2 separate regions of the Homo sapiens genome follow, and region 2 is linked to region 1. The links are chromatin loops, found by intact Hi-C in ENCODE. Cell type or tissue: heart left ventricle. All regions are shown on one strand. Links, peaks and the distances in the headings refer to the core of each region. The heading gives the core; the rest is flanking DNA. Region 1 has its middle 9.8 kb from the start of SAP18. Region 2 overlaps LATS2 (large tumor suppressor kinase 2).

Region 1 (15,729 bases), core at 567-8,566:
TCACGCAATTCTCTGCCTCAGCCTCCCCAGTAGCTGGGATTACAGGCACCCGCCACCATGCCCAGCTAATTTTTTTGAATTTTTAGTAGAGACGGGGTTTCACCATGTTGGCCAGGCTGGTATTGAACTCCTGACCTTGTGATCCACCCGCCTCAGCCTCCCAAAGTGCTGGGATTATAGGCATAAGCCACCATGCCCGGCCTGAATTAAAATTACTCTTTAAAGAGTACATTTATGTTATTATTATTGAGATGGTCTTGCTCTGTCACCCAGGCTGGAGTCCAGTGATGCAATCATGACTCACTGCAGCCTTGACTTCCCGGCTCCAGTGATCCTCTCACCTCAGCCTCCTGGGTAGCTGGGACCGTGTAGCCGGGAACACAGGCACAAGCCACCATGATGGGCTAATTTTTGTAGAGATAGGACTTCACCATTTTGGCCAGGCTGGTCTCAAACTGCTGACCTCAAGCTATCCACCCTCCTCAGCCTCCCAAACTGCTGGGATTACAGGCAAGAGCCACTGTACTCAACCCCATTTATTTTTTATGCACCCCTCTGTACTAATGCTATACCTTGCTATTTTAAAAATACATAATTCAATAGAAAAAATGACAAAAGACATGGATGGGCCAGGCACGGTGGCTCACGCCTGTAATCTCAGCACTTTGGGAGGCTGAGATGGGTAGATAGCTTGAGGTCAGGAGTTCGAGACCAGCCTGGCCAGCATGGCGAAACCCTCTCTACTAAAAATACAAAAATTAGCTGGGCATGGTGGCAGGTGCCTGTAATCCCAGCTACTCTGGAGGCAAGAGAATCACTTGAACCCGGGAAGCGGAGGTTGCAGTGAGAGCCTTAGCAACAGAGCTATACACCGTCTCAAAACAAAACAAAACAAAAAAAAATGGGCATTTCATAGAAGATTAAATAAAGGTAAACATATGAAGATACCCGACCTCAAGAATAGTCATAAAAATGCAAAGTTAAACACAGATAACATTTCACTCTACTAGATTAAACAAAATGTGAAAGTCAGACAACTAAGTGCTCGCAAGGATATGGAGAAAAGGGAATTCTTACAGATTGCTCTCATCCACTTTAGAAAACTGATTGGCATCACCTAGAAAGATTCAATATGTGTACACCTTAAGACTCAGCTATTCTGGCTGGGCGTGGTGGCTCACGCCTGTAATCCCAACACTCTGGGAGGCCGAGGTGGGCGGATCACCTGAGGTTGGGAGTTCAAGACCAGATTGACCAACATGGAGAAACCCCATCTCTACTAAAAATACAAAATTAGCCAGGAATGGTGGTGCATGCCTGTAATCCCAGCTACTTGGGAGGCTGAGGCAGGAGAATCGCTTGAATCTGGGAGGTGGAGGTTGCAGTGAGCCCATATTGCACCATTGCACTCCAGCCTGGGCAACGAGAGCGAAACTCCATCTCAAGACAAAAAAAAGACTCAGCTATTCTATGCCTTATGTGTAGCTCAGAAAAACCGTTGGCCATGAGCACAAGGCAGCAGTTTAAATAATATTATAATGTGTTTAGTCATAATAACTAGAAACAATTCAACTGCCTACCTAGAGTATATTCATAAAATGGAATACTATAAAGACTTGAAAGTAAATAAATGAATCAGTACTCTTTTTTAAAATTTTTTTTATTTTTTATTTTTTTTATTTTTTTGAGACGGCGTCTCGCTCTGTTGCCAGGCTGGAGTGCAGTGGTGCAATCTCAGCTCACTGCAATCTCCGCCTTCCAGGTTCAAGAAATTCTCCTGCCTCAGCCTCCTGAGTAGCAGGGATTACAGGCACACACCACCATGCTTGTTGTGGGAAGCCAGGAACCCCGAATGGAGGGACCGGCTGAAGCCATGGCAGAAGAATGTGGATGTGAAGATTTCATGGACATTTATTAGTTCCCCAAATTAATACTTTTATAATTTCTTACGCCTGTCTTTACTGCAGTCTCTGAACATAAATTGTGAAGATTTCATGGATACTTATCACTTCCCCAGTCAATACCCTTGTGATTTCCTATGCCTGTCTTTAATCTCTTAATCCCATCATCTTTGTAAACTGAGGAGGATGTATGTCACCTGAGGACCCTGTGATGATTGCGTTGACTGCACAAATTGTTTGTAGAGCATGTGTGTTTGAACAGTATGAAATCTGGGCACCTTGAAAAAAGAACAGGATAACAGCAATGTTCAGGGAACAAGAGAGATAACCTTTAACTCCGACCGCCGGTGAGCCGGGCGGAACACAGCCATATTTCTCTTCTTTCAAAAGCAAATGGAAAAATATCACTGAATTCTTTTTCTCAGCAAGGAACATCCTGAGAAAGAGAATGTGTCCCTGAGGGTAGACCTCTAAAATGGCCGCTTCGGGGTGCGGCTGTCTTTTATGGTCGAGCTGTAGGGATGAAATAAGCCCCAGTCTCCCGTAGTGCTCCCAGGCTTATTAGGAGGAGGAAATTCCCACCTAATAAATTTTGGTCAGACCGGTTGTCTGCTCTCAAACCCTGTCTCCTGATACGATGTTATCAATGACAATGCGAGCCTGAAACTTCATTAGCAATTTTAATTTCGCCCTGGTCCTGTGGTCCTGTGATCTCGCCCTGCCTCCATTTGCCTTGTGATATCTTATTACCTTGGGAAGCATGTGATCTCTGTGACCCACACCCTATTCGTACACTCCCTCCCCTTTTGAAAATCACTAATAAAAACTTGCTGGTTTTGTGGCTCAGGAGGCATCACGGAAGCTGCCGACATGTGATGTCTCCCCCGGATGCCCAGCTTTAAAATTTCTCTGTTTTGTACTCTGTCCCTTTATTTCTCAGACCAGCCGACACTTAGGGAAAATAGAAAAGAACCTACGTGAAATATTGGGGGTGAATTTCGGCCCGATATCTCGCTGAATTTTCCCCCGATACATGCCCAGCTAATTTGTGTATTTTTAGTAGAGACAGGGTTTCACCATGTTGGCCAGGATGGTCTCAATCTCCTGACCTCGTGATCCGCTCACCTCAGCCTCCCAAAGTGCTGGGATTACAGGCGTGAGCCACCGTGCCCAGCCTTCTTTTTTAAAAAAGTAGAAGAAGCAAGTCACAGAACACATACGATAGGGTTCAATTTATGCAGTTTATTCAATTTGGGGGGAAAATAGGAACCCCTCACCTAAAAATACTGTTTAGGGAAACAAACATGAGTAGTAAAACTATAAAGAGAAGCAGGGGGAAATAAACACTAAATTCAGTTTAGTGTTACCTCTGAGGGTAAGCTTGGGTGATGCAATTTATGAAGGGCATCCACAGCTTCTAAGATACTGGTAATATACTCTTTCTCACTAGGAGGAGTGTGTTTTTTATTCTTTACATTGTAGCTGTACATCTTAGAAACTCTTTTGTATGTGTGATTTAGATTACTCTTTTAAAATAGTTATTTACTTACTTACTTTTGAGACAGGGTCTGGCTCCGCTGCCCAGGCTGGAATGCATTGGCATAATCTCAATCTCAGCTCACTGCAGCCTCCGCCTCCTGGACTCAAGCAATCCTCCCACCTCAGCCTCCCATGTGGCTGGGACCACAGGCCACACCACCATGCCTGGCTAATGTTTTCTAGAAACGGGGTTTTGCCATGTTGCCTAACTTGTCTCAAACTCCTGGGCTCGGCAGGGTGTGGTGGCTCATGCCTATAATCCCAGCATTTTGGGAGGCTGAGGCGGGCAGATCATGAGTTCAGGAGATGGAGACAATCTTGGCTAACACAGTGAAACCCTGTCTCTACTAAAAATACAAAAAATTAGCCGGGCGTGGTAGTGGGCACTTATAGTCCCGGCTACTCGGGAGGCTTAGGTGAGACTCCGTCTAAAAAAAAAAAAAAAAAATTCCTGGCCTCAAGCAATTCACCGCCTTGGCCTCCCAAAGTGCTGAGGTTACAAGTGTGACTAACCACACCCAGCCATAAAAAATTTATTTTTTCATTGTGCCTAGAATAGGCATGCATGCAGAGTTGCATGCAGGCAATGTTTGTTTTTTCAAAAAGATATTTAAATTTTCTCCCCAGTTCTATGATTCTAGTATATCTTTTTTTTTAAAATTTTATTTTTCTGAATAAAGAAGAATTCTAGGATGATTCTAGTATTATATCTTTTTCAAAACCTCCATAATATAATAATACAGACACATGAGGGCACTCTAATCAATCCATTAAAGGGAAAACATTGAAACTATGAAAATGAAGAACTTCACAACCTTTTATTGGTGATACTGGGGAGGGTTCATTTCTTAGATATAAGCTCTCATTTTGGGACCTTTCCAAATAACCAGCTCTCATCAAAATGAAACTTTCCGACATCTTGAGGCAGTAGAAGTGCATCTATATTTTAGAATACTTGGAATACTTTTTCAGCAGCCCTCATTCTACCTACATGGACTTGTAAAACCAGCTCTGAGTTGCTCCTGAAATTGTAATATTTAAGGGTATGCATCTTTCCTTTCTTTTTAGAATTTACGTGGACAAGTATTACACTTCTAAGTAATATACCCAAGGGAATTGAAAGCAGGGACTCAGGTATTTGTGCACTAGTGTTCATAGCAGTATTATTCACAGTAGCCAAAAGGTAGAAACAATCTGAATGTCCATCAACAGATGGAAAGATACACATAGAATGGAATATTCAGCTTTCAAAAGGAATAAAATTCTGACACGTTACAACGTGGGTGAACCTAGAAAACATTATGCTAAGTGAAATACGCCAGACACAAAAGAACAAACATTGTGTGATTTCATTTATAAGAGGCACATAGAATGAACAGGCAAATTCATAGGCAGAAAGTAAAAGAGAGGCTGCCAGCGGCTGGTGGGTACGTGGGGACTGGGAAGTTATTGCTTAATGGGTACAGAGTTTCTTTTTGAGATGATGAAAAAATTCTGGATATGGATGGTGGGAATGGTTGCACAACATAGTGAACATACTTCAAGTCACTGAATTGTACACCAAAAAATTGTTAAAATGATAACATTTATGTTACATACATTTTATCACAATTTTAAAAATTAAAAAAAGTGAACATCTGAAGTATGTGAAAAATAAGTCATCAGACTCTCTCCACTCTTCTTTTTCTACTCTCTCTCTTTTGTGTGTCCTAGCATTATGAATCTAGGAAAAGGCAGATTCTCCGAATTAAAATCAGAAATATGTAATGAGGAGTTCTAAAGAATATGCCTCAGTCAATCACTGCAACTCCATGGCATTCTCTGCTGTTAATATGAAGAAGAATGACCTTTTAATGGCAGGGAAATAAGTGAACACTATACAAAATTTGTTTCTGGAGAAGATTTAATGAAATGTATTATCCATAGAACTATCTGGTTGTTTATAAAAGTTGTGGATTATAAATTTGAATCTCTAGGGGATTATTAATGCTTTTCAAATTCCTCTCATGACACTCTTTCCTTCAGGTGTATCTGTAGGCGACAAGGGGTACAGCATTTATAAGCACAATATTTACTGGGCTCTGTTTCCCAAAGGGTTGTATGTGAACAGTCTCAGTAAAGCATCTACTTGTTACCAAGAGTAAAGGCTGGGCGCAAAGGCTCACACCTGTAATCCCAGCACTTTGGGAGGCTGAGGCAGGAATATCACTTGAGTCCAGGAGTTCAAGACCAGCCTGAGCAACATTATCAAGACCCCTGTCTCTTAAAAAAAAAAAAAAATTAGCTGGGGTGGGACGTGCCTGTAGTCCCAGGTACTCAGGAAGCTGGAGGTGGGAGGTTTGTATGAGCCCAGGAGGTCAAGGCTGCAGTGAGCCGTGATTGTGTATAACTGTACAACTCTTTTGCTTAGACAACAGAGTGAGACCCTGTCTCAAAAAAGGAGTCGAAAAAATATATAAATTTCCATAACAATCCTAGAAGAATTAAGCTTACAGATAGTACAATTACTACTTAGACTGTACATTTCTTCTCTCTTTCGGTTTTTGAGACAGAGTCTCACTCTCTTGCCCAGGCTGGAGTGCAGTGGCCACCTGGGCTCACTGCAACCTTCACCTCCACACTTCAAGTGATTCTCCTGCCTCAGCCTCCCAAGTAGCTGGCATTACAGGCGCATGCCACCACACCTGGCTAATTTTTATAATTTTTAGTAGAGACGGAGTTTCACCATGTTGGCTAGGCTGGTCTCAAACTCCTGACCTCAGGTGATCCTGCCACCTTCACCCCCAATGTGCTGGGATTACAGGCATGAGCCATGTCACCTGGCCTTCTTATTTATTTATTTATTTTAAGAAAGAAAGTGTCTCACTTTGTCTCCCAGGCTGGAGGGCAGTGGCATGATCACAGCTCATTGCAGCCTCCAGCTCCTGGGCTCAAGGGATCCTCCCTCCTCAGCTTCATGAGCAGCTTGTACTACAGGCATGAGCCACCACATCCAGCTCATTTTTTAATACTTTGTAGAGATTGAGTCTTGCTAGGTTGCCCAGAATGGTCTTGAGCTCTTGGCCTCAAGTGATTCTCCTACCTCTGCCTCTCACAGTGCTAGGATTACAAGCATAAGCCACCAAGCCCAGGTGGTTACTTTTTGCTATCTTAAGAACTCTTTTTTGGTGGCTCATGCCTGTAATCCCAGCACTTTGGGAGGCCAAGGCGGGCAGATCTCAGGGTCAGGAGATCGAGACCATCCTGGCTAACACAGTGAAACCCTGTCTCTACTAAAAATACAAAAAAAAAATTAGGCAGGCATGGTGGCGGGCGCCTGTAGTCCCAGGTACTCGGGAGGCTGAGGCAGGAGAATCGCTTGAACCCAGGAGGTGGAGGTTGCAGTGAGCTGAGATCGCGCCACTGCACTTCAGCCTGGGTGACAGAGCAAGACTCCGTCTCAAAAACAAAAACAAAACAAAAAAAAACCTCTTTTTTTTGGAGGGGGGATGGAGTCTCTGTCTCCCACACCGGAGTGCGATGGCACGATCTCCGCTCACTGCACCCTCTGCCTCCTGGGTTCAAGCAATTGTCCTGTCTCCCTTTCCAAATAGCTGGGATTATGTGCTCACACCACAACACCCAGCTAATTTTTGTATTTTCAGTAGAGAGAGAGTGTCACCAAATTGGTCAGGCTGGTCTCAGAACTCCTGACCTCAGGTGATCCACCTGCCTCAGCCTCCAAGGGTTCCCAAAGTGCTGGTGTCCGGTGGGTTCGTGGTCTCCGTGACTTCAAGAACGGAGCCACGGACCCTCGCGGTGAGTGTTACAGCTCTTAAAGATGGCATAGTGAGTGTTACAGCTCTTAATGACCGCAGGGACCCGAAAAGTGAGCAACAGCAAAATTTATTGGGAAGAGGGAAAGAGCAAAACCTCCACAACCCAGAAAGAGACTGGAGCTGGTTGCAACTGCTGGCGGAAGCAGGGGGCGGTGGAAAAAGGGGGAATGGCCAGCTTTTATTCTTTTATTTGTCCCTGCCCATGTCCTGCTAATTGGTCCATTTTCCAGAGCGCTGATTGGTCCATTTTACAGAGTGTTGATTGGTCCATTTTACAAACCTCTAGCTAGCTACAGAGCATTCATTGGTGCATTTTTACAGAGTGCTGATTGGTGCATTTTACAAACCTCTAGCTAGCTACAGAGCGCTAATTGGTGCATTTTACAATCCTAGCTACAGAGTGCTGATTGGTGCATTTTACAATCCTCTTGTAAGACAGAAAAGTTCTCCAAGTCCCCACTCCACCCAGGAAGTCCAGCTGGCTTCACCTCTCACTGGGATTACAGGCATGAGCCACCAGCCTGGCCAGAACTCTGTATTTTTACAAATGAGCACAAGTGCTTGTTTGGCATCAGCACTACAGGCAATGCTGCCATGAATCAGTCCTGATCCTCCTAACTGTTCTTGCTGTGTCACCCCTACTGGCATTCTTCACGCTATAGCCAGAGGGGTAGTGTTTTAAAAGTCCTAATCCCTTGATTAAAAACCTTCAAAGTATCCATTGTACTTTGGAACAAAAGCTAACTTCCATACTAAGATACTGATGACTCCTCCACCCTCCTCTCCCGCCATCCTCCTAATTCACTGCTCTGCAGCCCTGTGGGCCTTCCCTACCAGACCAGGACGTTAACATTTGCTGCTTCCTCTGCCTGAGACAATCTTCCCCCACACCCTTGTCCCATCCTCAGTCCTCACTCACTCTATTATCAAAGTAATCTCAGAGAGGCCTTTCTCAGCTTTAGTAATGTAGAGTTCTCTCTGCCTCCCTCCTCCATCAGCAATCGCTTGTTTATTTCTCATAGCATCTCTCGTTTCTGATTTATGTGACTTATGTCACCCTCTCTTTATAGAATGTAAACTGCCTGAGGGCAGAGGCTCTGTCTTACCTCTGCATCCCCAGCTCCTAGCCCAGTCCACAGAGCCTACCTAGCACATAGCTAGTGCTCAGTTAATGCCTATTGAATTATATCAATGAACAGTTGGATAAATTACTAGGCTGTTCCCACCAATTAGACCCTAAGGTGTAGGATTTGGAAACCCACTTACTTTTAAGCCAGTGGAACAGAAAAAGGGGTGGCATTGTCTTTTCAGAGAGTTGAAATGTCTCTCATTTTAATCCCTAATTTAAGCATTTGAATGATTAGATGGAAAATGGTTTTCAAACAGACATCTACTTCCTCAAGAGTCTGCAGAGTGTCAGCAACATATTTACCAGAGGCAAGCTGTAGAGGCCTCCTAAAGTGCTGGGATTACACAAGTGAGCCACCGCTCCCAAATAAATGTATAACTGGTATTAAAATATGTGTTACATGGTTAAAGACATTTTAGGGCCAGACGCAGTGGCTCACACATGTAATGCCAGCACTTTGGGAGGTCAAGGTGGGCAGATCACTTGAGGTCAGGAGTTCGAGACCAGCCTGGTCAACATGGCAAAACCCCATCTCTATAAAAAATATGAAAAAGTAGCCAGGCGTGGTGGTGCATGTCTATAGTCCCCACTCCTTGGGAGGCTTAGGTGGGAGGATCACTTAAGTCTAGGAGACTGAAGCTGCTGTGAGCCAGGATTGCACCACTGCACTCCAGCTTGGGTGACAAGATGAGATCCTGGCTTAAAAAAAAAAAATAGATCAGTATCTCTCATGAACACAGAGGCAAAAATCCTCAACAAATATAAGCAAATTGTATCCAACAATGTTGTATTAAAAAACCATAACCAAGTGGGATTTATCCCAGGTATGCAAGGCTGGCTCAATATTTAAAAATCAGCTGATGTTGCTGGGCGTGGTGGTTCACACCTGTAATCCCAGCACTTTGGGAGGCCGAGGTGGGCGGATCACAATGTCAGGAGTTTGAGACCAGCCTGACCAACATGGTGAAACCCTGTCTCTACTAAAAATACAAAACAAAATACAAAAACCCCATCTCCACTAAAAATACAAAAATTAGCCGGGTGTGGTGGCAGGTGCCTGTAATCCCAGCTACTCAGGAGGCTGAGGCAGGAGAATCACTTGAACCCAGGAGGCGGAGGTTGCAATGAGCCAAGATTGGGCCACTGCACTCCAGCCTGGGCAACAGAGCAAGACTCCATCTCAAAAAAATAATAATAATAAAGAAGGAAAATAATATCATATCAATAATATAAAAAAAAGCATTTGACAAAATCAAACGCCCATTCATGATAAAAAAAACTGTCAGCAAACTAGGAATAAAGAGGAACTTCCTCTGCTAGATAAAGAACATCTACAAAAAGCCTACAGCTAACATCATATTCTTAATGGTGAGAAATTAGTCCTCCCCCTAAGATGAGGAACAAGGAAAGGATGTCCCTTCTCACTACTGCTTTTTAATATTGTATTAGAAGTCCTAGCTAATGCAAGATGAGAAAAGAAAAGTAAAGGTAGACAGATTGGGGAGGAAGAATTAAAACTGTTGTACTGGCTGGGCATGGTGGCTTATGCCTGTAATCCCAGAAATTTGGGAGGCTGAGGCAGGCAGATCACTTGAGCCCAGTAGTTTGAGACTAGCCTGGGCAACATAGCAAAACCCTGTCTCTATTTATATAAACTAGTTTAAAAAAAAAAAAAAAGAACTGTTGTAGTTTGCAGGTGACATGATTGTTTATGCAGCTAAATAAAAAACATTGACAATACCAAATGCTGAGGATGTAGAGCAACAGGAAATTTCATTCATTGCTGGTGGAAATGCAAAATGGTACAGCCACTTTGAAAGACAGTTTGGCAGTTTCTTACAGAACTAAACATACTATTATCATACAATTCAGCAATCATGCTCCTTGGTATTTACCCAAATAAACTGGAAACTCGTGCCTATAACCCCAACACTTCGGGAGGCTGAGTCAGAAGGATTGTTTGAGCCCAGGACTTCAAGATCAGCCTGGACAACATAGTAAGACCCTATCTCTACAAAAAAATTTTAAAATTAACTGGGTATGGTAGTGTGCACCTGTGGTCCCAGCTACTTGGGAAGCTAATGTAGGAGGATCACTTGAGCCCAGGAGGTCAAGGCTGCAGTGAGCTATGATTGTGCCACTGCGCTCCAGCCTATGTGACAGAACAAGACCCTGTCTCAGAAAAAAAAAAAAAAAAAGAGAAAGAGAAACACACAGGGCCCTGAAGTGATGCCAAATGAGAAGAGACAGCCTGGAGATCTGGGAGATGGGGCTTGCAGGCAGAAGGTGAGCTCTGGGAAGGGGCTGAGATGGCCCAGGCTGCATGTAGGGAGAATGAAAGCAAGCCAGGCCAGCCACGCGCAGTGGCTCACGCCTGTAATCCCAACACTTTGGGAGGCCGAGGCGGGCAGATCACCTGAGGTCAGGAGTTCGAGACCAGCCTGGCCAACATGGTGAAACCCTGTCTCTACTAAAAATATAAAAAAAATTAGCCAGGCGTGGTGGCGGGCACCTGTAATTCTAGCTACTCAGGAGGCTGAGGCAGAAGAATCACTTGAACCCGAGAGGCAGAGGTTGCAGTGAGCCGAGATTGCGCCATTTCACTCCAGCCTGGGGGACAGAGTGAGACTTTGTCTCAAAAAGGAAAAAAAAAAAAAGAAGCCAGGCCAGGGGCTGGAGCAGGGAGGACAAAGGACAGAAAGGCCAGAGATGTGGGCAGGGGCCAGGTCACCTATCTGAGACCATGACAGGAGTTTGAATTTTATTTTAATTAGAATAAGAGTCATAGCAGTTGGGATTCTTCTTGCAAACATGGAAGGACTCTGGCCAATTTAAGAAAAGGAATGGACTGAAAAAGCAGCTCATAGAACCACCAAGAAGGCTGATCGATTAGGCTTAGAAAAACACACAACCACTCTGTGAGGTTGGGCAGTCAGCAAAACAGGCAGAATCACCTCCCAGAGCTGGTGCAGAGGGCATGCCCCAACCAGAGTGACTATGTTGCCCAGGCTGGTCTGGAACTCCTGGGCTCAAGTGATCCTCCTGCCTTGCCCTCCCAAACTGCTGGGACTACAGGTGTGAGCCACTGTATGGGGCTTCACTCACATTCTTGACAGCCAGATTCAAGTTCTGAAGAATATTTATTTTAATCAACTTTCAAAACTCTTAAGTCCTGATCAACGAAAAGGGAGAAAAAGCAAATAAGTAGGCATGTATTGTATGTGGAAGGTATTTCAAAATGGCCAGCCAGGAGAGAAGACAGTAACTCTAGTGCACACACCATTTCACTCAGGGAAAGTCACAAAAGTCAGCCACAACCCCAGGCTATGAAAGGAGTCAAGGTGGCTGTTACAGGCCAGGTGAACACAACTTTAAATGGCATCAGTTCAAGACCATTACATTGTGGGACTGGAAATAGTTACTAGATTATTTCTGGGAGTAGTAGAAGTAGTGAAGTAGCAATATGAAAACAGTTGAGATGTCCGCCTTATTTAACCCTTAAACCAGAGGTTTTCAATTGTGGCTGCATATTAGAAGCACCTGGGAATCTTAAAACAACAATAACAACAAACAACGGAAACCAACACCTCCAGGGAAAGCCCAGGACCTCAGCTGTTTCGAGGGCTCCCTGGGGTTGGGAATCATTCCCAAAGCTTGGTGCTCACTGACTTGGGAAGGCGAGAGGTTTGAAATTCAAGCAGCCAGGAAATTTCTGTGCAAGGCCTGCCAATGCTTTGGACATCTCTTCATTATTTACAGTTCTGAGTTCAAAGAATTTTTAAGACTTAAAAATTACCAGATCCACACGAGGTCAGGAGATCAAGACCATCCTGGCTCACATGGTGAAACCCCGTCTCTACTAAAAAAATACAAAAAATTAGCTGGGCGTGGTGGCGGGCGCCTGTAGTCCCAGCTACTTGGGAGGCTGAGGCAGGAGAATGGTGTGAACCCGGGAGGCAGAGCTTGCAGTGAGCTGAGATGGCGCCACTGCACTCCAGCCTGGGTGGCAGAGCAAGACTCCATCTCAAAAAAAAAAAAAAAAAAAATTACCGGATCCAAATTTTTGCTTGATCTATTCTGGTGGGTAGTATCACAAGCCTTTATTTTGTTGTTGTTGTTGTTGTTTTACAAATTTACATTTTAATTGCCTTTATTTATTTATTTGAGACGGAGTTTTGCTCTTGTTGCCCAGGCTGGAGTGCAGTGGCTCAATCCTGGCTCACTGCAACCTCTGCCTCCCAGGTTCAAGCGATTATCCTGACTCAGCCTCCCGAGTAGCTGGGACTACAGGCACACACCACCACACCTGGCTAATTTTTGTATTTTTAGTAGAGACAGGGTTTCACCATGTTGTCTAGGCTGGTCTTGAACTCCTGACCTCAGGTGATCCGCCCACCTCGGCCTCTCAAAGTGCTGGGATTACAGGCATGAGCCACTGTGTCCAGCCTGCCTGTCTTTACAAAGAAAAAATAATTAAGCCTTGAGAATTTGTAATAGTTATATTTTTCTTTGTAACCATAATCTTTAGGCTTTTAATAACATCTAGTTTGTAACTCAGCTTAATTTTTTTTCTCTGCTAAGGTATGATGGTAGGGTGTGTAACTGTAAATTTGTAATTTATACTGAGGGTATGAGTTGGGCATGGCAGGGAAGCCGCTGGGACCCTACAGTGGACTATTTGTCATTCTTCAGGACAAAGGGAATGACAGCAGCCAGCGCTTCCTGCCTTGTACTCACACACTGGAGTGTGCTGAAGCGTACTGAGGAGGCAGGGCCGTCTCAGATGCCCCATCCTGCTCCTGACTTCGCAAGCTGCCACTCTGGGCAGTGTGCCAGCACAGGGGGAGCAGACACAAGCTCAGTTGCTCAGCGAGTTATGTGGGCTTTGCAACCATTGGAAACTCCAGAAACCTTAGCTTCACAGCTTGGAGAAAAGGAAAGTTTTGGTTGTCAGCGTACTTAATGGTGGTCCTAAAAAGGCTGCCTGCAGAGAGCACATTTTAGTAGGATTGGGATGGGGCACACCTGGCCTGTGGACCAGGCCCTGAGAAATAGCCTGTCGGGGGGCGGGGGGGGGGGTCAGGAGATTCACAGAAAGAGTGAGTATAATGAAGAGAGCTGAATTCCTGATTAGAAAGAAGTTTTTTGTTGTTGTTGTTGTTTGGTTTTTGGTTTTTTTTGAGATGGAGTCTCGCTCTGTCGCCCAGGCTGGAGTGCAGTGGCGCTATCTCGGCTCACTGCAAGCTCCGCCTCCTGGGTTCACGCCATTCTCCTGCCTCAGCCTCCCGAGTAGCTGGGACTACAGGCGCCCGCCACCATGCCCGGCTAATTTTTCTTTTCTTTTTTTTTTTTTTTTTGTATTTTTAGTAGAGACAGGGTTTCACCGTGGTCTCGATCTCCTGACCTCGTGATCCTCCCGCCTCGGCCTTCCAAAGTGCTGGGATTACAGGCGTGAGCCACCGCGCCCGGCCAGGTTTCTAATGGAGTGTGCTAGACATTAGGGAGCTTTCTCTCCCTCTTTTTATCTTCAGCCACGGTTTATCTCCACTGCCTTCCTCGGAATCCTAGAACTGCATTTCCCAGACCCTCTTGCCTCCAGGGTTCCAGGATTTACATTCTGCCAAGGACCAAGTTTAGGTACTCCTGCATTATTTGAAAGACAAAGGGATGCCGAGGCCGCAAGCAGGGGGCATGTGGGGACCTCAGCACACCTGAGGCCTTGCAGCCACCTCCAGGCACCCGCTGCGAGGCTGCCCCTCCCTGTTGGGCGTTTGAGCATCATGGAGGTTTCTGACCAGGGAACAGGGGGCAGCAATTTCCTAGGTCCCCGTCCCATAGCTGTCATGATGAACCTGGAAACTAACACCTTACTTTCCTGGATTTTTTCATGCTACTTAGCATCTTTCTTCATGCTGTTTTGACAAACTTCCCTGGATTTTTGCTCCTTTAGACCTGCCAGCAGTTTTTACAGTATCTGATTCCGTAATTTAAATCCCTTTCTGCTTAAAATATCTAGAATGGTTTGTTTTTCCAATTGAACACTGCGTGTTTGGTGCCAGAAGTGGCCCCAGGAAACAACTCTCAAATGTGGGTGTCTCAGTCTGTTCAGGCTGCTGTAGCAAAACAGCTTAGACTGCGTAATTTATACACAACAGAATGTCTTGCTCACAGTTCTGGAGGTGGGGAAGTCCAAGATCAAGGAGCCAGGTATTCAGTGTCTGGTGAGGGCCCGTTCCTCTTAGATGGCACCTTCTATGTGTCCTCACATGGCAGAAGGGCAAAAAAGGGCAAACAATAGCCAGGCATGGTGGTGGGTGCCTGTAATCCCAGCTACTCGGGAGGCTGAGGTCTGAGAATTGCTTCAACCCGGGAGGTGAGGTTGCAGTGAGCTGAGATCACGCCACTGCATTCCAGCCGGGTGACAGAGGGAGACAGAGGGAGAGCCAGGTGCAGTGGCTCACTCCTGTAATCCCAGCACTTTGGGAGGTCGAGGCAGACGGATCACCTGAGGTCGGGAGTTCAAGACCAGCCTGACCAACATGGAGGAACCCCGTCTCTACTAAAAATACAAAATTAGCTGGGGGTTGTGGCACATGCCTGTAATCCCAGCTACTCAGGAGGCTGAGGCAGGAGAATCACTTGAACCCAGGAGGCAGAGGTTGCAGTGAGCCGAGATTGCACAATTGCATTCCAGCCTGGGCAACACACCTGTAATCCCAGCACTTTGGGAGGCCGAGGTGGGTGGATCATGAGGTCAGGAGATCAAGACCATCCTGGCCAACATGGTGAAACCCCATCTCTACTAAAAATACAGAAATTAGCTGGGTGTGGTTGGCACATGCTTGTAATCCCAGCTACTTGGGAGGCTAAGGCAGGAGAATCGCTTGAACCTGGGAAGCAGAGGTTGCAGTGAGCAGAGATCACACCACTACACTCCAGCCTGTAACAGAAACAAGGACACTAATCACATTCATGAGGAGTCCATCCTTATGACCTGATCATTTACCAATGATCTCAACTCTCAATACCAACACAGTGGGGACTATTCAACATAGGAATCTGGCAGGGGGCAGGGGACGGGGAGTAGGGGGGAGGGGCGGAGGTTGTGGGGGCGGGGCGGGGAACAAACCCTAAGGCCAAAGCAGTGAGGTTCTGGGGTTGGCTGTCTGAGGTGGTTGGGTTGGAAGGCAGTGGCAAGCTCCTCTTGGTGGAAATGGGATCCTGGAGGGGCATAGCATGCAGTGATCACACAGTGACCTCAATTATTATCTGTGTGTGCCAGGAATAAAGGCAATGCTTTGTGAATGCAGGTGGCCACTGGGAGAGACACAATGGTGGGAAT
Region 2 (15,729 bases), core at 4,567-12,566, 98 kb after region 1:
TATTGTGAAAGCATGAAGTTAAATATGCTGCCAAGCATTATCCCTTGACGTACAGAACCCAGCAGTTTTGAAAGTAGGGAAGGAGCAGTCCTGGGGAAATCTGGAGTAAGATTGCAGAGAAACTTTCAGGCCAACAGCAGAGCTTAAAATCTTCTCCTGTAAATCACTTGCAGACAAAGGAGGCAAACCAAGCCCCTGTGTTCTTTGCGGTTGTGTTTCAGCTGTGAGAAAAAGAAACAAGTCAAGCAAATAATCCCAAATACAGGTGGGATCTTATTAGGGTAAAATCCATTAGTGATAATTATAGTGCAAGAAGTAATAAAGCCAGTGCTGTTTCCAATACAGAAACACAAATACACTAAAAGTAAGGATCATGACACCGATGAAGTTTCCATCAACATTTAATTTATGTTAATTGCTAGCAGAAAGGCCTCCATTTACCATATTTAATGCCCTTGAAATAATTCATTCAGTTTGGTGTGTGGTGTTACTTTATAACTTAAAACAGCTGTGCCTCCACCTTTCCCCTCCAACTCACACTTTTCTTGGCCTAGATAAAAAATGTATTTGCGTTCAGAAAATTCAGGTAGGAAAGTCATTATGTGAACCCAAATAATAAGAGAAAAAGATAACCGTACCTTTAGAGTTGTATGCATCAGTTTGTTAAAAAGATGATTTGAATTCAGTATAATAGAGTTCTTTTTTTTTTTTAGACGGTGTCTTGCTCTGTTGCCCAGGCTGGAGTGTGGTGGCGTCATCTTGGCTCACTGCAACCTGGGCTCCTGGGTTCAAGTGATTCTCCTGCCTCAGCTTCCCATGTAGCTGCGATTACAGGCACGCAACACCACGCCTGGCTAATTTTTGTATTTTTAGCAGAGACGGGGTTTCACTATGTTGGCTAGGCTGGTCTCAAACTCCTGACCTCAAGTGATCTGCCTGCTTCGTTCGGCCTCCCAAGGTGCTGGGATTACAGGCGTGCGTCACCACGTCTGGCCGAGAGTTCTTATTGTTGCAGCTTTACCCCTTTCACTCCTACTGTTTTTTGTTTTTTGGTTTTTTTTTTGAGACGGAGTCTCGCTCTGTGGCCCAGGCTGGAGTGCAGTGGCGCAATCTCGGCTCACTGCAACTTCTGCCTCCCAGGTTCAAGCAATTCTCCTGCCTCAGCCTCCTGAGTAGCTGGGATTACAGGCACCCACCACCACGCCCGGCTAATTTTTTGTATTTTTAGTAGAGACGGGTTTCGTGTTAGCCAGGATGGACTCAATCTCCTGACCTTGTGATCCGCCCTCTTAGGCCTCCCAAAGTGCTGGGATTACAGGCGTGAGTTACCATGCCCAGCCACTCCTACTGTTTTGTCTGTTTAAGAGGGTTTTGCTCTGTTGTACAGTCTGGAGTGTGGTGGTGAGGTCAATGCTCACTGCAGCCTCGACCTTCCAGGCTCAAGCAATCCTCCTACCTCAGCCTCTGAAGTAGCTGGGACTACAGGCGTGCCACCACGTCTGGCCAGTTTTCAAAATTTTTTCTAGAGATGGCATCTCACTATGTTACCCAGGCTGGACTGGAACTTCCAGACTCAAGCGGCCTTAACCTCCAAAAGTGCTGGAATTATAAGTTCAAGCCACCACACCCAGCCTTAACTTTTAATTAAAGTAAAATTTACTTTAAAAGTGCACAATTTCTAAGCACACAGCATAGTGAATTTTTGCATATTAAACCCACCCATGTAACTAGCATGTTTGGGTATATTTTTAATTAAAATACTTTAAAATGGAAATTTCTGGAAAAAGTAAAAGACTCAAGGGTATTTTCTGTGTAAGGATATAATGTGTATGTCAAATGATATGTTTATTAGTCTTTTGCACATAAATTACTGAAAACTTACAAAAATTCCTGTAGAAAAAAACTAGGCCACTAGATTAATATTTCTTATGGGAGGAGCTGCTCTTTAAATATAGATTTAAGGAATTGGAAAGGTAAGTTTTTTGGTTATGAGTATCATATTTTGAGCATTGGATAGTTATTGGCATAAGTGATCATTTAAGTTTGCATTTAAATATGCAAAATATTTCTGTTCTGCGGAAGCCTGGGACTTGTTTTCTCTCTGGTTGCAGTGGGTTATAGGGGGAACATCTGCATGGTGTGGGTAGGTGGGGGTGTCGTCAGCTCACTGCACTCACTGTTCTTAATTATAGCACTCAGGATGGTGCCTATGAGTCCTGTGAGGGTGAGGTTCCAATTCAGTAACTCCCAGGGGAGGCCCATGGCCCCCTGGACCCCTTAGAATAGCAAAGCACTTTATCACATGGTGTCCCCTCTAGGAAGACTTATGTGAGAACTTTGTTTGGATGCGAGTGCTAGGAAAGGGTTCTGCTTTCCTTGAGAAACTGGCATGGGCTTTTTCTCTGTGGATGACCTGTATCCTGCCTGTCCACCCTCCCTCTGATCTGCTGAGGGGTGCCCAGTCTGTGGCTCAGCATTGATACATTTTCCTGGTCCTGAATATTGTGTCAGCTGTAATTTCCTAATCCTGATTAATCCAGTTCTTTCCCCCCACTTTATCATGTTTAAGTGATTTAAAACTTTAATGGAATGAGGTTAGGGAAGAAATGTAAACAAACAAACTGATAAACTGATTATATTAGATCAAATAAGGAAGGGCATAAAGAAGACAGCCAGTGGTCAGGATGTGCACTGAGAGGCAGCCTTCCTGAGAACAGTGTCCACACCAGCTGCTCAGTGAATCAGGGGCCATCTGCTTAATAAGAAAAGGGAGTGGGCCAGGCGCGGTGGCTCACACCTGTAATCCCAGCACTTTGGGAGGCCAAGGCGGGCAGATCATGAGGTCAGGAGGTCGAGACCATCCTGGCTAACATGGTGAAACCCTGTCTGTACTAAAAATACAAAAAATTAGCCGGGCATGGTGGCGGGCGCCTGTAGTCCCAGCTACTCTGGAGGCTGAGGCAGGAGAATGGTGTGAACCCAGGAGGCGGAGCTTGCAGTGAGCCCAGATCGTGCCACTGTACTCCAGCCTGGGCGACAGAGCGAGACTCTGCCTCAGAAAAAAAAAAAGGTGAACACATGCCTCAAGGGGGAAGTAGAATGTGATTGTTCTCTCAGTTTAATGTCTCTCTGGGCCTAATAATTTAAAAGGACTCAGATTCCTCAGATAAGAATTCTTTTCTCATTTCCATCCTCATAGGGGTTGCTTCTCCTTTCCCTCATGTCTGTGGGGCATGGAGTTTATCAGGGTCCCTCTCCCCTCCTCTCATTCCCTGGGCATCCATACATGGCTGCCCCCCACGTCCCTGGCAGCTGGCCAGCCTGACTCCCACCTTGGCTCTGCTGCAGCTCCTGGGGCCTCCCAGACCCTGGTCTTATCCTCCCCACATGCTCCCCTCTACAGAGGAGCTCTCTGCAGTGTCTCAGCCACACAGCATGGCCTCCCAGACAGCTCTTCCCGCTTGCTTACTTTGGGTCTCTCTGACATATGATTTCGTTGGTTGGAAGTATCACCACCTATCTGGATTCTAGTAGCTTCTGTGATTCCACTCAGATTCCTTTTTACACAGGCTCTTCCTGGTTCTTCCACCTGGATCGAGCTGTTCCTATTCAAACTTCCACAGCAAAGACATTTCTTTCTTTTTCTTTTTCTTTCTTTTTTTTTTTTTTTGAGACAAGGTCTGTCGCCGAGGCTGTAGTGCAGTGGCGCAATCTCGGCTCACTGTAGCCTTGACCTGGGCTCAAGCAATTCTCCGCCTCAACCTCCAAAGTAACTGAGACCACAGGCGCACATCACCATGTCTGGCTAATTTTTCTATTTTTTGTAGAGACGGGGTTTCACCATGTTGCCCACGGTGGTCTTGAACTCCTAGTCTGAAGCGATACGCCTGCCTCAGCCTCCCAAAGTACTGGGATTACTGGCGTGGGCCACCATGCCTGGTCAGAAATTTCTTTCTTTCTTTTTTTTTTTTTTGAGATGGAGTTTCGCTCTTATTGCCCAGGCTGGAATACAATGGAGCTATCTCGGCTTACTGCAACCTCTGCCTTCCGGATTCAAGTGATTCTCCTGCCTCAGCCTCCCAAGTAGCTGGGATTACAGGCATGCGCCACCACGCCCAGCTAATTTTGTATTTTTAGTAGAGATGGGATTTCACTATGTTGGTCAGGTTGGTCTCGAACTCCTGACCTCAGGGGATCCACTCACCCTCAGCTTCCTAAAGTGCTGGGATTACAGGTGTGAGCTGCCTTGCCTGGCCTCAGAAATTTATTTCTAACCCCAAGGATGCTCCATGCATTGGGCATTGTGTTGGCAGATTGTCATGTTCCCGTCTTGCTCTCCCTGTCTTAGGCAGTGTCTCTGGAGGCCTGGATCTTGGGAGTTTATCCCTCTGTGCCCACAAGGCCTCCCATGTTGCAGAGCATGTGCTCAATCAGTGCTTGCTCACCAGTGAAAGTTCTGTGTACTAGTCCAGCCAAAACCCTCACCTCAGTTGTCAGACACTGGAAAAGATGCTAACCAGAAATGCAGATCTCCTCGGGATATTTATTTGGCTTAATTCTAACAATATGCATCACCAAAAAAGCTATAGAGAAATGGTAACACTAATCTCCTAGCCCTTTGTCTTGGTGACAAGATCCTGCCACAGGATTCTTCATTGTACTAAAGATATTTTGCTAATGAAAAAGATAAAAGGAATTTAGATAACATGTACATTTCCTCTTTCTCACTTCCTCTTGAAAGGGAACCACCGTTTGGTGTTACTGAACACGCGTGCTGAAATATTAATAAGAGGAGAAGGAAGAAAGAAACACTTAAGTTTAGGAATGTCGGTCATGTAACAGGAAATTGTATTACAATGGCTTTTGGGTGTAGCAGTTCCTTGCCTTTTCCCCTTTTTTTTTCTTAGTGGCTTTCAAATTAAATTTGGCTCTTCCAGAAGGCACACCACATACCTTTTTAATGTAGGAATTTAAATTACTTTGACAAGACACAAGCAAAGCATACCCCTCTGTGTCATAATCCCCTCTCCCCTTAAGCCTTGCTCCTAGTTTTTGTTTTTGTTTTCTTGAGATGGAATCTCACTCTGTGCCTAGGCTGGAGTGCAGTGGGGTGATCTCAGCTCATTACAACCTCCGCCTCGCGGGTTCAAGCAATGCGCCATGCCTCAGCCTCCCGAGGAGCTGGGATTACAGGCATGCACCACCACGCCCGGCTAATTTTTTTGTATTTTTAATAGAGACGGGGTTTCTCCATGATGGTCAGGCTGGTCTAGAACTCCTGACCTCAGGTGATCCGCCCGCCTCGGCCACCTGGTAAGACTGCTGTTAACATGTTGGTATAAAACTGCACAACTTTTTTCTAATTACAAAAATAGATAAAGCTTTGCACAGTGGCAGTGTCATAGCCAATGAAGTTTGTCCAAGGTGCGATTATTGCTAATTGGAAACTTTCCAATACCCCACCATAACAACTTGAAATGTAGTCAGCACTGGCGATTTTTGACAGTCTCTACAGAGACTGAAAAGAAAGAGAGAGATAAAATAGGTGGGGTGCAGTGACTCACACCTGTAATCTCAACAGTCTGGTCGGCTGAGGCAGGAGGATTGCTTGAGCTTATAAGTTCAAGGCCAGCCTGGGCAACAGCAAGACCCTGTCTATTTTTTTAAATTAAAAAAAAAAGATGGAATTATATATTAAACTATATAATACATATACCACACACACACTTTTTGTGTAACAGAATTGAGGTCCTGTAGCCCATCAGATCACCCCAGTCAGTTCTCCTCGGAAGCACCTCATGCACTGGCCTCTCCTGCCCCCGGTACAGGCTCCACCTTTGCTCCTGGGATCTTGGTGGCTCCTGGTTGCCCCTTCTGCGTCTTTCTCCGGCCTTCCCTGCACAGTACCCTCCTCAGTCTGATTTGTTTTGTTTCGGTTTTTGAGACAGGGTCTTGCTTTGTCACCCAGACTGGAGTGTGGTGGCATGATCATGGCTTACTGCAGCCTCGACCTCCTGGGCTCAAGCGGTCCACCCAGGTAGCTGGGACTACAAACGTGGGCCACCGTGTCTAGCCCCCCTCATTCTGAAAAGGGAAGATTCTGTCATTTCCCTTCTGGAAACCTTTTCTCTGGCCTCAGGATGGTGCCTGGGAGTTGGCGGACAGGACCCACCTGTAGCTGCAGGATCCCAGCTGCTGGCAGGCCCACCCTGGCCCTACCCGCCCTGGTCCTGACCACCCTGGCCCTGCCCACTCTGCCTGTCTCTCAGGCTGCCCAGTGCTGGCCCTGCTGCGGGACCAGGCCCACTTCTCCCTCAGGGCTCATCTTTGGGTCTGTGATTCAGAAAAGCCTTTTCTGAGCCTCCAGTCAAAATTAGGTCCCTCGTTCTCTCCCGTGACACCATAATTTTCTCCCCCAGTGTTTATCAGAATCTGCTGTTAAGTAGTTTGTGCGTCTCCCTTTGTAGATTTTAAGGCCTGTGAGACAGTGGCTTTGTTCTAGTCGCCACTTTCTAAGACCCAGAACTGTGCAAGCTCTCAAAAACACCTAACAGAGAAGCACAGAGACAAGCATTACGTCATAAACATTTTCATTCCATTGAATAGTCTTTTAAAATATGATTTTTAAAATTATTATGATTTTTGAGATGGAGTCTTGCTGTGTTGCCCAGGCTGGAATGCAATGGCATGATCTGGCTTACTGCAACCTCCCCCTCTGGGGTTCAAGCGATTCTCCCCCGTCAGCCTCCTGAGTAGCTGGAATTACAGGCACCCACCGTCATGCCTGGCTAATTTTTGTATTTTTGTAGAGATGGGGTTTCACCATGTTGGCCAGGCTGGTCTAGAACTCCTGACCTCAGGTGATCCACATGCCTTGGCCTCCCGGAGTGCTGAGATTACAGGCCTGAGCCGCCACACCCGGTCCTAAAATATGATTTTTAACATTTGCATTGTATTCCATTGTTCAAATAGATGTCCCATAATTTATTGTAAAGAGCTGGTCATGAACATTCTTCTACACACCTTCTTATGGATATTACTGACTTCCTTAGAATACATTTTAGGAATGGAATTACTAGCGTAAATGTTGAGAGCATTTTTACCATTCTTATTTGTATTGCCAAGTGGGTTTTTAAAAATCATTCAATTGAATTTATACTTCCAACCCTGCTAACGATGAATATTATCACTACTACTACTAAAAACTAGAAGCAACTGTCAGTTTAATAGTTGGCTTTTTTGTTGTTGTTTTTTGTTGTTGTTGTTGTTGTTTTGAGACGGAGTTTTGCTCTGTCGCCCAGGCTGGAGTGCAGTGGTGCCATCTTGGCTCACTGTAACCTCCGTGTCCCAGGTTCAAGCAATTCTCCTGCTTCAGCCTCTTGAGTAGCTGGGATTACAGGCACGCGCCACCATGCCGGGCTAATTTTTGTATTTTTAGTAGAGACGGGGTTTCACCATGTTGGTGAGTCTGGTCTTGAACTCCTGACCTCGTGATCTGCCCACCTCGGCCTCCCAAAGTGCTGGGATTACAGGCGTGAGCCACCGCAAGGGCTGGGCTTTGTGTTCTTAATTGCAGTAATGGATGTGTGTGATAATAGAAAGTGGTAATAGTTCTCCACTTTTAAGTACTAGAAAGCTCTCATTTTGGCGGTGAGTAGGGAGGCTCTTATTAAGTGCCTGAGACTGGACCCACTTTCCTGTTAAAATGGGCTTTTGGCCAGGCACAGTGGCTCACACCTGTAATCCCAGCCCTTTGGGAGGTTGAGGTGGTTGGATCTTGTCAGGTCAGGAGTTTGATAATAGCCTGGCCAACATGATGAAACCCTGTCTCTACTAAAAATACAAAAATTAAGCCAGGTGCGGTGGCTCACGCCTGTAATCCCAGCACTTCGGGAGGCTGAGGGGGGTGGATCATCCGAGGTCGGGTGTTCGAGACCACTCTGGCCAACATGGTGAAACCCGTCTATTAAAAATACAAAAATTATCCAGGTGTGGTGTCACACGCTTGTAGTCCCAGCTACTCAGGAGGCTGAGGCACGAGAATCACTTGAACCTGGGAAGCAGAGGTTGCAGTGAGCCAAGATCGTGCCACTGCACTCCAGCCTGGGCGACAGAGCAAGACTCTGTTCCCCGAAAAAAGGGGAAGGGGGCTTTTGAGGAAATGCCTTTTCTCTGCTCCCTGAATGACTTACCTTTGTGAGTGGCGCAGGTCCTAGGTGGGCTCTAGGAATCACTGGCTACTTGCGTGCTGTGGTGTTGGTCCCTGCAGCCCTTTGGGAGCTGGGTCCCTCCACTGCGAGCAACCTGCTCTTCTATCCCAGTGTGCAGTACAGATATTAGCATTTTTTATGTGGGCTATAATGTGAAAAATATTGGAGATCATAAATATTGTTCACTTAATGCCTGTTGTGTCACACCAAACGTTTACTGCTGAGATTATTTGCTGTCATGTGGTTGTAGAGATCTAGGCGGGAACTCATGTACAGTCTAGATTGATGGTTTTTGTTGCCTGGAACCCCAATTTTGCCTGGCTTGATGGATGGGGCCCTGGGAGAGGGGCTCCGAGTTCTGGGTCTCCAGTCTGCATGCAATTCTGTGTGGGGGCTTCATTTAAACTGTTTCTGTCATTGCCAAACCATTTGTGGATGTAAATAGAGAAAACCAACAAGGATGTAAATAGGGGAAAAACCAACAAGGAAATAGAATGTTTTATGGCATTTAACAATGCTCTCTTTTAGAACTATTTTTACTAGGGTTATGATGAATTTCAAAATTAAAAAAAAAATGCCACATCCATTATCATAGTCACTACCCAGCTTCTCTTTATTTTGGCCTTAAAATTTACTTGCCAGAAATTCATAGCTCTTGAATTAAAGCCACATTCATCATGCAATTTTTTATATATTAGGTTTTACTCGTTTTAGATTTCTTTTCTTGCTTTTTTGTTTTGTTTTGGTTTTGTTTGGTTTGTTCTTGTCAATAGAGATGGAGTCTTGCTATGTTTCTCGGGCTGGTCTGAAACTCCTGGCCTCAAGTGATCCTCCCGCCCTGGCCTACCAAAGTGTTGGGATTACAGGCATGAACCACTGTGCTCAGCCCCATCTTAGATATATTTTGTAGTAGTGTATTTAGAGGGGAGATTTTTTTCATAGTTAAATTTTTACAATTTGTAATCTTCTATAATTGACTTATTTGTTAGCGGATGCCTTTTTTTTCCTAAGAGTTCTTGATGACTTTCCTGTACTGTGGGAAACGGCAGGAAATTCTTCTCCCCTCTGTATCCTCCCCCAGCAACGAGCCTAGCTGTGTAGGCTCGGCAGCGGCCCCAGGTGTCAGAAGCAGACAAGCACTAAATCAAGCTACTGGTAGCTGATCCCACTGCAGAGGCCTAACCCCCAGAGGCAGAGTAAGAAGGATGCTGAAGATGAGCAGGCTGTGGTGGCACGGCAGTCCACAGTGTCATCAGGAATAGGCACCTTCTCTCTCTATCTGCCACCCTTAGCAAGTGACTCCGTCTTGGCGTGCACCAGACGGCACCTCTGCAGTGGTGTTCCAGGTCTGAGCCAGGGAAGGACGTGCCGGCTCTGGCTCTGGCTCTTTTGTCAAGGAGCTTCCCCAACACCTCCCCGGTCAGGACCCAGTTACTTGGTCATGGGGGTTTAAGCAGCCTTGGAAATGTGTACTTCACCTGGGCACGTGGCCACCCCAATGCAACTGGGCACTGTCAGTAAGGAAGAAAGGGAAGCTGGACCTTGGTTAGAAAGCCATAGTGTAGCCATGTGTCACCTTGGCTGTGTCAACCAGGGCATACCATGCACCTTCTGAGCCTCAGGAGTCCTCATCCACACACTTGGGATGATAATTGCTCCTATGTTATGAGTTTTCCCGCTGACCAGAAAGAATGTAAAGTAACTGGCCCGTGGTTGGTATGCAGAGGTGGCAGTCTGACCACAATGCCATGTGTCATTAGTGCTCAGAAACTTGTAAAGTTGCTGGAGAGCTGGGCTTCCTGGTGCTGTGACGTGCTTTACTTAATAATAAGATCGTTGTCCTACCAGCCTGGGTGCGACTGGTCCCCTGTCCCACAGAAATCACATGGAGAAGATTTGCTCAAACTTGTGGAATGTGTGTGTCCTTGTGGTTTTGATATATATTTGGGTGGTTATGACATTAGAAGAATTATTAATCATGTAATAGAAATAAAGGTTGTTTTGTACAAAAGTAAATGATTAACAGTGACAAATTTCTCCAGCCAAGAAGTACACATTTAATGTAAATTGGAAGCAACTTCATTTGGCTTATAAAAGCTGTTAGTCAGCAGAGAGCTGTTGTAAAGCTAGTGGCATTTGGCATCTAGTAGGCCCAAGAATGTGGCCAAGTGTAGTGGAACAAATTGTACTCTGTGCCGTCTGTCAACCTTGGAGACGCTTACAAGAGCCTTCAGCGATACCGTGTGTGTCTGTCACCTTCTCCATGCCAAGTGGCTTAATTCAACTCTCCTGCTTTGGTGTTTCCACTATTTTTCTGGCATTTTAGGCTGGAACTGTTAGAGTAAGAAGCCCCACCCTGTGACTGGGTATTTCTGTATTGAACTCGGTGTGTTTGTTTCCAGTCTTCCCGTGCACATCTCTACCTCTCTGTCTGAGGTCACAGTAGAAAGAGAAACCAAGTCAGCAGGGACTCAGCTGACTCCTCCTTTCAGGATTTCCTTGGTAGTTTCCAAATTCTTTCCTCTACACCAGGAGCGTGTGTTCTCTCGCCCCTCTACCCCCTATTCTCTCCCATCCTCCCTGTTTCTCTTTCTTTCTCAACCAGGTCTGGTCTAACAAAGGTTCCTAGCTTACATTGTCTTTGGCTCTAGGCTCCACTTCCAGTCTTTCTGTTAATGAGTACTTTCTCCGGTGGCCTGCTATTTTTTTTTTTTCTCTTAAGTGTCTTTGCTGCTAACACCCTGCTCTACTATACCTGGATTCTCCCTGACCCAGTAATTCCCCGGGTGGACTTTTCCTGAATGGCAAGTGTCTTGGTAGCCACTGTCTTCACCATCCTCTTCCAATCTGATCTCCACTTATTTCTTGTACCGGCCCAGCCTTCCTGTTCTCATTGGGTCTGCCCTCTGCACCTCCCCTGCCACCAGGCTATGAGGTTTTCTCCCACACTGGGTTCGCTCATGCTGTCGCCCCCTGAAGTGCATTCCCCAGCCAGCCGTGGTCCACCCTTCGAGTCCCACTTCCACGACCCATCCTTGTGGCCTTCTACGGCCATTCATCCCAGTGCCCGCTAAGTTCTTTCTTTTCTGAATTCCCATTTGTGTCGGTACCATCCAGGGAACCATGGTAGGCCTCTCAGGGTCTTAGGGATTATTTAGGGGTGTCCAATCTTTTCCCTGGGCCACATTAGAAGAAGAATTGTCTTGGACCACACATAAAATGCACTAATACTAATGATAGCTGATGGGCTTAAAAAAGAACGAAAAAAAAAGGCTGGGTGCAGTGGCTCACCCCTATAATCCCAGCACTTTGGGAGGCTGAGGTGGGCGATTGCTTGAGGCCAGGAGTTCCAGACCAGCCTGGCCAACATGGCGAAAACCCGTCTCTACTAAAAATACAAAAATTAGCCAGACGTGGTGGTGGGCGCCATAATCCCAGCTACTCAGGAGGCTCAGGCAGGAGAATTGCTTGAACCCGGGGGAGGCAGAGGTTGCAGTGAGCCAAGATCGCGCCATTGCACTCCAGCCTGGGTGACAGAGCGAGACTCTGTCTCAAAAAATAAAATAAAAAGTGGTAAGCCATAAGAACAGAGTAGAAATCAGTTTGTATGTGAATTTAGTCAAATTGCAGCACATAGCTCTTACCTATAAAACAGAGTACCTAACCCATTAGAATGCAGTGTTGCTGCAACGTATTATCAACAGTATTGTTTTTATCCATCATTACTGCACATGGTAAGAAAACGGAAAGTGAAACCCTTAGGAACTAAGGCAGTCAATAGCACCAGGAGGAACCAGATGTTGGCTTTACCAGACAGCACATTTAAACAGCTATCATGAAATGGTTAAAATGACAAATTTTGTTAGTTTTTTAAACAATTTTTAAAAAGCTATTACAAATATATTCAGACAATGAAAGGGAAATGTGTCAGAATTAAGAGAAAATACAGGGTTAGTGATGCACAGACAGAAAATTTTTTTTTAGTCGAGGTCTTGCTCTGTCACCCAGGCCGGAGTGCAGTGGGTGCCATCACAGCTCACTGCAGCCTTCCCGGGCTCAAGCAATCCTCCCATCTCAGCTTCTGAAGTGGCTGTGACTACAGGCACACTTCGCCACGCTCAGCTCACTTTTTAACTTTTTTATAGAGACAGGGTCTCACTATTTTGCCCAGGCTGGTCTCGAACTCCTAGGCTCAAGTGATCCCATGCTCCCCCTCCCCAACTTCCCAAAGTGCTGGAATTACAGGCATGAGCCACCACACCCAGCCCCAGACAGGAAATCTTTACAGAGAAATGGAAACTACAAAAATGGAAACTCTAAACTGAAAAGCAAAATAGGTGAAAAAATTTTTATTGGCTACATGGTCTCAACATAACATTAGGTACGGCAGTAGAAAGAACCAGTAAACTGAAATATAAATTAGTAGAAATTACCCAATCCAAAAATCATAGAAAAAAATTGAACAGAAATCTCAGTGACTTGTGGGATGATATGAGGTTGTCCAGTATATGTGAAATTGAAATCCAAGAATAGAAAGGAAATACCTAAACATTTGACACAGTAATAGCTAAAAACTTCTCAAATGTGGTGAAAAGCATTCATGTACAGATCTAAGAAGCTTAATAAACCAAGAGCAGGATGAACACAGAGGAAACAACTCCTAGGCCTATCATATTTAAGCTAATGAAAGCCAAAGATAAAGACAAAATCTTGAAAGCACCCAGAGAAAAATGATGTTACATACAGAAGAAAGATAAGATTAAAAGCTGACTTCTCATTAGACAGTATAAATGCTGCATATATTGAAATGACACAAAGTGCTGAAGAAAAAAATACACCGAGAATTTTATATCTAGCAAACTGTCTTTCTGAAATGAAAGTGTCGTAAAGACATTTCCGGGGGAACAAAAATCTGAGAAAATTTGTTACCAGGGGACCTGTATTAAAAGAAATATTAAAGGGGTGGGTGTATGGGGGGAAAAATGCTAAAGGATATACAGGAAGGAATGAAGAGCACTAGAAACAGTAGATATCAATAAGTATAAAATACTAATTTATTTTTTATTTTCTTTCTTGTAATCTCTTTAAAAGACATCAATATTTAAAGTAAAAACAATACTTTATTGATAGGTTTATCATACCTATAGATCTGATATACAACACTATGAGTTGGGGGAGTTAAATGGAAATATATTATTGTAGAGTTCTTTTTCTTTTTTTTTTTCTTTTTTTTTTTTTTTTTTTTGAGACGGAGTCTCTCACTCTTGTCGCCCAGGCTGGAGTGCAGTGGTGTGATCTCAGCTCGCTGCAAGCTCCGCTTCCCAGGTTCACGCCATTCTCCTGCCTCAGCCTGCCGAGTAGCTGGGACTACAGGCGCCCGCCACCACGGCTGGCTAATTTTGTGCATTTTTAGTAGAGACGGGGTTTCACCGTGTTGGCCAGGATGGTCTCGATCTCCTGACCTCGTGATCCACCCGTGTCGGCCTCCCAAAGTGCTGGGATTACAGGTGTGAGCCACCACGCCCGGCCAGCAGAGTTCCTTTTCTAGTGTAACTCAAAATTAACATTTAAGTAGATTGTTGATATAGTTTGGATATTTGTCCCCACCCAAATTTCATGTTGAAATGTAATCCCCAGTGTTGGAGATAGGGTGTAGGGCATGGTGGGAGATGATTAGACCATGGGGGTGGATTTCTTTTTTCCTTTTTTTTTTTGAAGTAGAGTCTAGCTCTTTTGCCAGGCTGGGGTGCAGTGACTCAATCTCAGCTCAGTCCAACCTCCCCCTCCCAGGTTCAAGCAATTCTCCTGAGTCAGCCTCCTGAGTAGCTGGGATTACAGGTGCATGCCACCATGCCCTGCTAAGTTTTGTATTTTTAGTAGAGACAGGGTTTCACCATGTTGGCCAGGCTGGTCTTGAACCCCTGACCTCAGATGACCTGCCTGCCATCTCCTGACCTCATGATCCACCCACCCTGGCTTCCCAAAGTGCTGGGATTACAGGCGTGAGCCACTACGCCCATCCCCAATATCTTTTTTTTTCTTTTTTGAGACAGAGTGTCGCTCTGTTGCCCAGGCCACAGTGCAGTGGTGCAATCTTGGCCCACTGCAACCTCTGCCTCCCGGGTTCAAGTGATTCTCCTGCCTCAGCTTTCCGAGTAGCTGGGACTACAGGTGTGCACCACCACACCCGGCTAATTTTTGTATTTTTAGTAGCAATGGGGTTTCACCATATTGGCCAGGCTGGTCTCGAACTCCTGACCTCGTGATACGCCTGCCTTGGCCTCCCAAAGTCCTGGGATTACAGGCATGAGCCACCGCACCCGACATTCCAATATCTTTTATAAATGCAATATAAATCCAAACATCCTTACCAAAATATTAGTAAATGGCATTTGGTAAGAAGATGATACATCAGGATCAACTGGGATATATCCCAGATATACAAGGTTAAACATTAGAAAATCAATATAATTAATCATATCAACAAAATAAAGAATAAAACCATTTCATCATCTCAATAGATAGAGTAAGCATTTCAGAAAAATCCACCAGCCATTTGTACCAAAAGCTATCACCAAACTAGGAATAAAAGGCAACTTCCTCAACTTGCTGAGGGGTACCTCTGTAAAATCCACAGGTAACATCAACATGTAATGGTGAAAAACCAAATAACTTGCCTCTAAGATTAGTAATACAGTGTGATGTCCTCTTTCATCTTCTGTTGGAGGTCCTAGCTAGTGCAGTAAGGAAAGAAAAAAGAAATAAAAGTACACAGATTGGAAAAGAAGTATAACAATTTGCATTTGACATGATCCTTTTTATAGAACACCTTAAGGAATCTATTTTTAAAAGTTACCAGAACTAATAATTTCCTCTAATAATTTAGCATGGTCACAGGATACAAGGTCAGTATGCAAAAATCAGTAGTTTTTTTGTGAACTAGCAATGAACACTTGAAAGTTGAAATTTGGCCGGGTACGGTGGCTCACACCTGTAATCTCAGTACTCTGGGAGGCCAAGGCGGGTGGATCACAAGGTCAAGAGATCGAGATCATCCTGGCCAACATGGTGAAATCCCGTCTCTACTAAAATACAAAAATTAGCAGGGCGTGGTGGTGCATGCCTGTAATCCCAGCTAATTGGGAGGTTGAGGCAGGAGAATTGCTTGAACCCGGGAGGCGGAGGTTGCGGTGAGTCAAGATCGCGCTACTGCACTCCAGCCTGGTGACAGAACGAGACTCCAGAAAATTGAAATTTAAGATGCAGTTTCATTTACAGTAGTATTTAGAAATACAAAATACTTAGGGATAAATTTAACAAAATATGTGCAAGATCTGTACACTTAAAACTGCAAAGCATTGCTGATCACATTAAATATCAAAATAAATTACTGGGTATATACCCAAAGGACTATAAATCATGCTGCTATAAAGACACATGCACACATATGTTTATTGCGGCACTATTCACAATAGCAAAGACTTGGAACCAACCCAAATGTCCAACAATGATAGACTGG

Evidence for each region. Hi-C counts contacts between places; a loop is a spot of excess contacts. Peaks named below come from ENCODE experiments on the same cell type or tissue, not always from the same donor. Only the 100,000 strongest peaks of a DNase experiment are listed, where the experiment ranks them.
Region 2: a loop joins it to region 1, with 2.1 times the contacts of the local background. A loop is called at or near these places in 6 of 110 quality-filtered maps.

Annotation. Positions count from the first base shown.
Region 1 is chr13:21,122,481-21,138,209 of GRCh38, reverse strand. No RefSeq gene overlaps it. Among named protein-coding and RNA genes, the nearest start is that of SAP18, 9.8 kb to the left of the region's middle. RefSeq lists an enhancer at 7,698-8,206. In heart left ventricle, for the core only: a CTCF peak has its summit at 4,165 (motif pointing right); no DNase peak of the experiment used is centred there.
Region 2 is chr13:21,028,318-21,044,046 of GRCh38, reverse strand. The region is part of intron 2 of LATS2 (large tumor suppressor kinase 2); the gene reads left to right. It also overlaps the pseudogene RNU4-9P. Among named protein-coding and RNA genes, the nearest start is that of LATS2, 25 kb to the left of the region's middle. RefSeq lists enhancers at 5,655-6,643, 7,735-8,559, 9,560-10,060. In heart left ventricle, for the core only: a CTCF peak has its summit at 9,331; a DNase peak (open chromatin) is centred at 9,344; H3K4me3 peaks cover 371 bases; H3K27ac peaks cover 3,215 bases.